Regions from separate parts of the Homo sapiens genome. Here region 1 is linked to region 2. A link is a loop called in an ENCODE intact Hi-C map of the cell type or tissue named here. Cell type or tissue: dorsolateral prefrontal cortex. All regions are shown on one strand. Each heading gives the region's core, and the rest is flanking DNA. Links, peaks and the distances in the headings are about the cores only. Region 1 overlaps ARHGEF10L (Rho guanine nucleotide exchange factor 10 like). Region 2 has its middle 37 kb from the start of ARHGEF10L.

Evidence for each region. Peaks named below come from ENCODE experiments on the same cell type or tissue, not always from the same donor. Only the 100,000 strongest peaks of a DNase experiment are listed, where the experiment ranks them.
Region 1: a loop joins it to region 2, with 3 times the contacts of the local background. A loop is called at or near these places in 5 of 110 quality-filtered maps.

What each region holds. Positions count from the first base shown.
Region 1 is chr1:17,655,994-17,658,898 of GRCh38, reverse strand. ARHGEF10L (Rho guanine nucleotide exchange factor 10 like) reads right to left here. Exons shown (of 29, transcript NM_018125.4): 24 at 2,797-2,905; 25 at 2,191-2,345. Among named protein-coding and RNA genes, the nearest start is that of LINC02810, 60 kb to the left of the region's middle. In dorsolateral prefrontal cortex, for the core only: no CTCF peak of the experiment used is centred there; no DNase peak of the experiment used is centred there.
Region 2 is chr1:17,500,979-17,503,883 of GRCh38, reverse strand. No RefSeq gene overlaps it. Among named protein-coding and RNA genes, the nearest start is that of ARHGEF10L, 37 kb to the left of the region's middle. In dorsolateral prefrontal cortex, for the core only: CTCF peaks have their summits at 1,177 and 1,379 (motif pointing left); a DNase peak (open chromatin) is centred at 1,383; H3K27ac peaks cover 729 bases.

The DNA of each region.
Region 1 (2,905 bases), core at 217-2,716, 150 kb before region 2:
CTCTCCACTTGCCTGGCTTCTTAAGATCTCAGCCCCAGGATCCCCCTCCTCAGGGAGGCCTTTGCAGCACAGCTTGCCCCACACTTGGGCAGTGAGGCTCTCACACAACACTCTTTCCTTTCCGTCGGAGCCCTCGGCATCATGTACAGTCTTATACTTCTGCTTGTTTACTAACCGATTCCCTCTCCCTCTATAGACTGTAAGCTCCATGAGAGCAGGCGGCCTGTCCATTTTGCTCACCACTGTGTCCATGGCATATAGTACGTGCTCAGTAAGCGTTTGGTACACACATGTTTGCAAGGCAGGAAAGCTGGTAGAACATCTCAGCCTTCAGACCCCATGTCCTCCACTCTACCTGGACAAGCCAAAGCCCCCTCACATCTGCAGAGAGCTCAGCCTGGGAGGCAGGGTACTGGGTGCAGGTTCAGCTCAGTCAGGGGGCTCTGGACAGTCTGCTCCCATCCAGAAAATGAGGGCGTGGGGTTCAATGGTCCCAGTGGCTCTTTTGGTCCTGACTAACAGGCTCCAACCCCAGACTAGAAGCCAATGGGTGGACCCCAAACCCCATGTTTTGGGGTAAACTGTGCCTCCTCATCTGTATGTTGAGGTCCCAGCCCCCAGTACCTCAGAATATGACCTCCTTGGGAAGTAAGGTCATTGCAGATGTAATTAGTTAAGATGAGTTCATACTGGAGAGGGACAGGTCCCTAATCCAATATGACTTGTGTCCTCATAAAAAAGTGAAATTTGCACACAGACACACAGCCAGGGAAAACACCATGCAGAGGCTGGAGTTCTGCTGCCACAGGCAAGGAAACACCTGAAGCAGCTGGGAGTAAGGCCCTTCCCTAGTGCCTTCTGAGGGCACATGACCCATCCAAACACGGACCCCAGGCTTCCAGCCTCTAGGATATGCGACGCTACATGTCTGCCATTTGTGGTCCTTGTCAGGGCAGCCTCACCTCCTTCCAACCCAGGTGCCCAAACTGGTGAATCGAGCAGTAAGAGGGAATGGGCCAAAGCCAACCCAAGCTGGGGACCAGAGCGCCAGGGTGGCACAGGCCGGGCTCACAGTGTTCCGTGGGAGCCGGTTGGGAGTGGTCGCTCTAGAACTCCCCATGAGTCTCCGCAGATCTGAGCCCATATTTACATTCACATGCACGCTCTGTCTGACGGTGAGAAGGGTTTTTTCCCTCCCTCTTCCCCCTTTAATTAAAAACTATAAATGCCTTATCAAAAGCTAATTAAAAATACCAACACAGTGCCAAGTGGCAAAAAAAAAAAAATTAGCTCAGTACAAATATCCGTTTATAACCCTGTAACAGGCTGTGATGACGCGGCAATCACAGCCTGGCTGGCGGAAAAGGCAGGGGAGAAGAGACGCTGCGGGCCCTTCAGGCTCCTCTGCCCCTTCCAGGGGACTGGGGGCTGGCTACACTCTCTACTCAGCCCCCTTCATCAAATCGGGGCTGAACAAGCCCAGAGGATGGGGACCACAGCACTCCACATGGCTGGGGAGAAGGTGCGTCTGGTCTCCAGTCAGCATCATCTCAGTAAAGCAAAGGAAATTCTCAAGGGGTGCATGAGAATTAAGATAACACACACGCATTAAGCACTTTACCCCTGCCCTGGAGCACAGCAGTCCAAACACGGTTAGCCCTGCCCTCCTGCCCTCCTGACATCGTAACCTGTGCTAGGGATGGCTCAATAAAACAACCCAGATGGAAATACTTGACTCCACTGAGCCCTTGGCCTGGCCCTGTGCTTTGCCCTCATGGAGTTGTCTAACCCTCCAGGACCCATGAGTGGTGGGCACTGCCCTTATTCTCATGAAGAGTCCCAGGCACCAAAGAAGGGAGGCCACGCAACAAGGGATACAGCTGTCATCGGGCAAAGCCTGAACGGGAAGCCAGGTCTCTCCAACCTGCGAGTACCTCTCTTATCCACTACAGTCTCCTGTCAACAGGTTCCACTGCCCACATGGTAGTGAGCACCCTATTCCAGCAGGTATTCACATATGGGGGACCACCCATTGAACCCCAGCGGGGCTCACGGATCTCCAAATGCCCTCAGCACTGAGATTTCCCAATTCATTCCTGCCCAGCCTCCTGTATCCTCTCTTGGTAGAGAATCTGGCACCCAGCTGGCATCCAGGACTGCCCCCCTTCCCCCATTCCCCCCAGTCCTCACCGCTGGTCCGAGGGTAAGCAGCAAGGGTCCCATCCTGCAGGCCAGCGAGCAGGTGGAAGGGGCTGTGTCGCAGGCAGAGCACAGGCTGCAGACCTGGGCTCCTGCAGCTCACCAGGCACTGGGTGCCAGTGTCCACACTGCTGTAGAGGAGGATGCTGCGGGGAGAGGTTGGAGAAGCGGTCATGACACACTGAGCACTCCCACCCACTCACTGCCCCCATGCCCTCCTAGGGAGAGGGCCCCAGGGAGCTGACCCCTCTCAGCCACGCCTTTCGGCTGTGTGGCCAGGCCATAGCTCCACCATGCGGGAGCTCACTTTTCCATGGTTTTCTGGGACGGTACCCTCCCTGACACCTCTGTCACGAAGAGGACTCAGGGAGGCAAAAGAGCCAGCCATTCTGCCTGGGAGGAGCCAGGCAACTGCACTGCAGGCCGCTCCCGACACTTTGGCTCCCACACTGGGCAGCTCTGGTGCCCACCTTCCTGGAGACCAGGGGCAGAGAATGTTGGTGGGCAACAGGCAGATCCGGAAGGCTACAGGGACAGCCCCCACCCACTGCCCAGCCCTGCAGAGGCTGCTCTCACCCCTCCTTCCGGGCCCCTCACCTGCCATCCTGGAGCCCGAGGCAGATGGTTGGATGCACCGTGGCCGAGGGGTCAGCAACTGTCGGGCTCTCGTCTCTGCTCTCCGCCTCCTCCTCCAGCTCCGGGATAT
Region 2 (2,905 bases), core at 169-2,668:
TCCTCATATTGCTTCTCTGGGACAGAGACTACTATCATATAGCGTTACCTGTTTCACAGATAAAGAAATTGAGGCGGCCGGGCGCGGTGGCTCACGCCTGTAATCCCAGCACTTTGGGAGGCCGAGGCGGGTGGATCACGAGGTCAGGAGATCGAGACCATCCTGACTAACACAGTGAAACCCCGTCTCTACTAAAAATGCAAAAAAATTAGCCAGGCGTGGTGGCAGGCGCCTGTAGTCCCAGCTACTAGGGAGGCTGAGGCAGGAGAATGGCATGAACCTGGGAGTCAGAGCTTGCAGTGAGCGGAGATCATGCCACTGCACTCCAGCCTGGGCAACAAAGCAAGACTCCATCTCAAAAAAAAAAAAAAAAAGAAAAGAAATTGAGGCTCACAGAGTATGCAAATGGACCATGACCATTTCACTATAATTGGCCATATCAGTTAATTGTTGCTGCATAATAAACTAATCTAAATGGAATGACTTATAAAATGATAAGCCTCTATTACAGTTCAGGATCTGCAGGTTCGCCGTGTGGTTTTGCTGGCCAGGGTTGAGCTAGGTTGAACTCAACTGGACTTGGCTTTCTCAGGAGTCTGCTGTCAGCTGGCAGGCCTGATGGGGACAGGCTGGTCTAGGATGGCCTTGCTTGGGACACTCTCCTCCTCATGGTCTCTCATCCCCCTGCACTCTAACCCAGGCTCATATCACACCAAGGTCCGAGAGAGAGAATGTGGAAGTGGGCAAGACCTCTTGAGGGCCTGGCTTGGAAGCCACAAGTCCTCACTTCCATCACTTCGTATTGGTCCAAAAGAAGTGGAAAAATATGCCTCAACAATGGGAGAAATGAAGCATGGTGGCTATTTTTGACACGCACACAGTGGTTGGCTCAGGACTGGAACACAGACCCGTCACTTCACTATTATGTCATCCTGACCCTACTTCCAGCTCAAATTGCCAACAGGCACCTTGTTGAGGATGGAACTTGCACTTCTTCCCTTTCCAGCTCAGGCCCATAAACATTCTTCTGAGGATGAGTTACCCCACGGAGAGCTTCAGAGGCACAACTTTTTTACTTATTTATACCTATTTGCCTGGCCACCCATGCATTTATGAGATTCCTATTGCAGGAATTAAATTCACAGCACAGGCAGCTGGGGCACAGGCAAGACATCACAGAAAGGAAAGCAAGTACGAGGAGGCCTTGGATCACATGGCTTGGCAGGGGCCCAGTCCCCAAGGGCCCAGTCATGAGTATCATGGATCATTCCCATTTATAATGCTGTCCTCACGAAACCATCTCCGCAGAAATCGGTCGAAGAAGGCAGCAGCTGCAGCCCCAAGGACTGGGAAACCACAGAGGGTTCTTCGATGCGCATGGCGCCCCCTGGCGTCGTGCACTGAGCAGCACCTCCAGGACTGCGGGGACTGTATGAAGGGCATGATCCTGTGCCCCTTACCCCGCCCCATAGGCAGCCTCTGGGCTTGCAGGTGTGGACCTTGAACCAGTCACTCAGTGTTCTGGAGCCTCAGTTTTCTTGTCCACTAATCAGGATTATGATGCTACCTCTCATCCTGGCTCCGAGGAATCAATGAAATAAAAGGTTAGAGCCTGGTGGTGGCCACAGAGCATCTTTTCCTCCATCCAGAGGTCAGTAGCTCCACCTCCCCAATCAGAAACAGAAACATAGCCAGGTGCGGTGGCTCACGCCTGTAATCCCAGCACTTTGGGAGGCTGAGGCAGGAGGATCACAAGGTCAGGAGTTCGAGACCAGCCTGACCAACATGGTGAAACCCTGTCTCTACTAAAAATACAAAAATTAGCCAGGCATGGTGGTGGGAGCCTGTAATCCCAGCTACTTGAGAGGCTGAGGCAGGAGAATCGCTTGAACCCAGGAGGTGGAGGTTACAGTGAGCCGAGATCGTGCCACTGCACTCCAGCCTGGGCAACAGAGCAAGACTGTGTCTCCAAAAAAAAAAAAAAAAAGAGGAAGAAAGAAACAGAAATATGAATGCCAACCAATGTGGAACTCAGGGTCAACCCTCACCATTAGTCTCAGGGTGCTCACCTGGACAATATACTCTTGTATTGCTCAAGTAAAAATCACATAGAAACCCTGCAGGAGATAAAAGATTTCTTTGTTTTGTGTGTGTGTGTGTGTGTTGTGTGTGTGTGTGTGTGTGTGTGTTTGAGACAAAGTCCCTTTGTCACCCAGGCTACCCAGGCTGGAGTGCAGTGGCGTGATCTCAGCTCACTGCAACCTCCACCTCTCAGGTTCAAGCAATTCTCCTGCCTCAGCCTCGATCCACCTGCCTCGGCCTCCCAAAGTGCTAGGATTACAGGCATGAGCCACTGAGCCCAGCTGAGAAGATTTCTTTTCCTCACCCATCACTAGGTTCTTGGCTGAGCCACCTGTAACAAAAAACAAATTAAGAGAAAAGCATAGTGATGTGTTTAATATAAGTCCTACATGCCACGGGAGGCTTCAAAAATGAAAACCAAAAGAAACAGGGAAACTTCCCAGCTAGAGCAATCAGGCAAGAGAAAGAAAGAAAGAGCATCCAAATTGGAAAAGAAGAAGTCTAGCTCTGTTTGCCGATGATATAATCACCCACCTACAAAACCCTAAAGACTCCTCCAAAAGACTTCTAGATTTGTAAACTAATTCAGTAAAGTCTCAGGTTACAAAATAAATGTACACAAATCAATAGCACTGCTATACACCAACAACGACCAAGCTGAGAATCAACTCAAGAATTCTATCCCTTCTACAATAGCTGTAAAAACAAAGTAAAATACCTAACAAAATATTCTTTTTTTTTTTTTTAATAAAGATAGGGGTCTCACTATGTTGACCAGGCTGGTCTCGAACTCCTGGCCTCGAGTGATCCTCCCATCTCACCT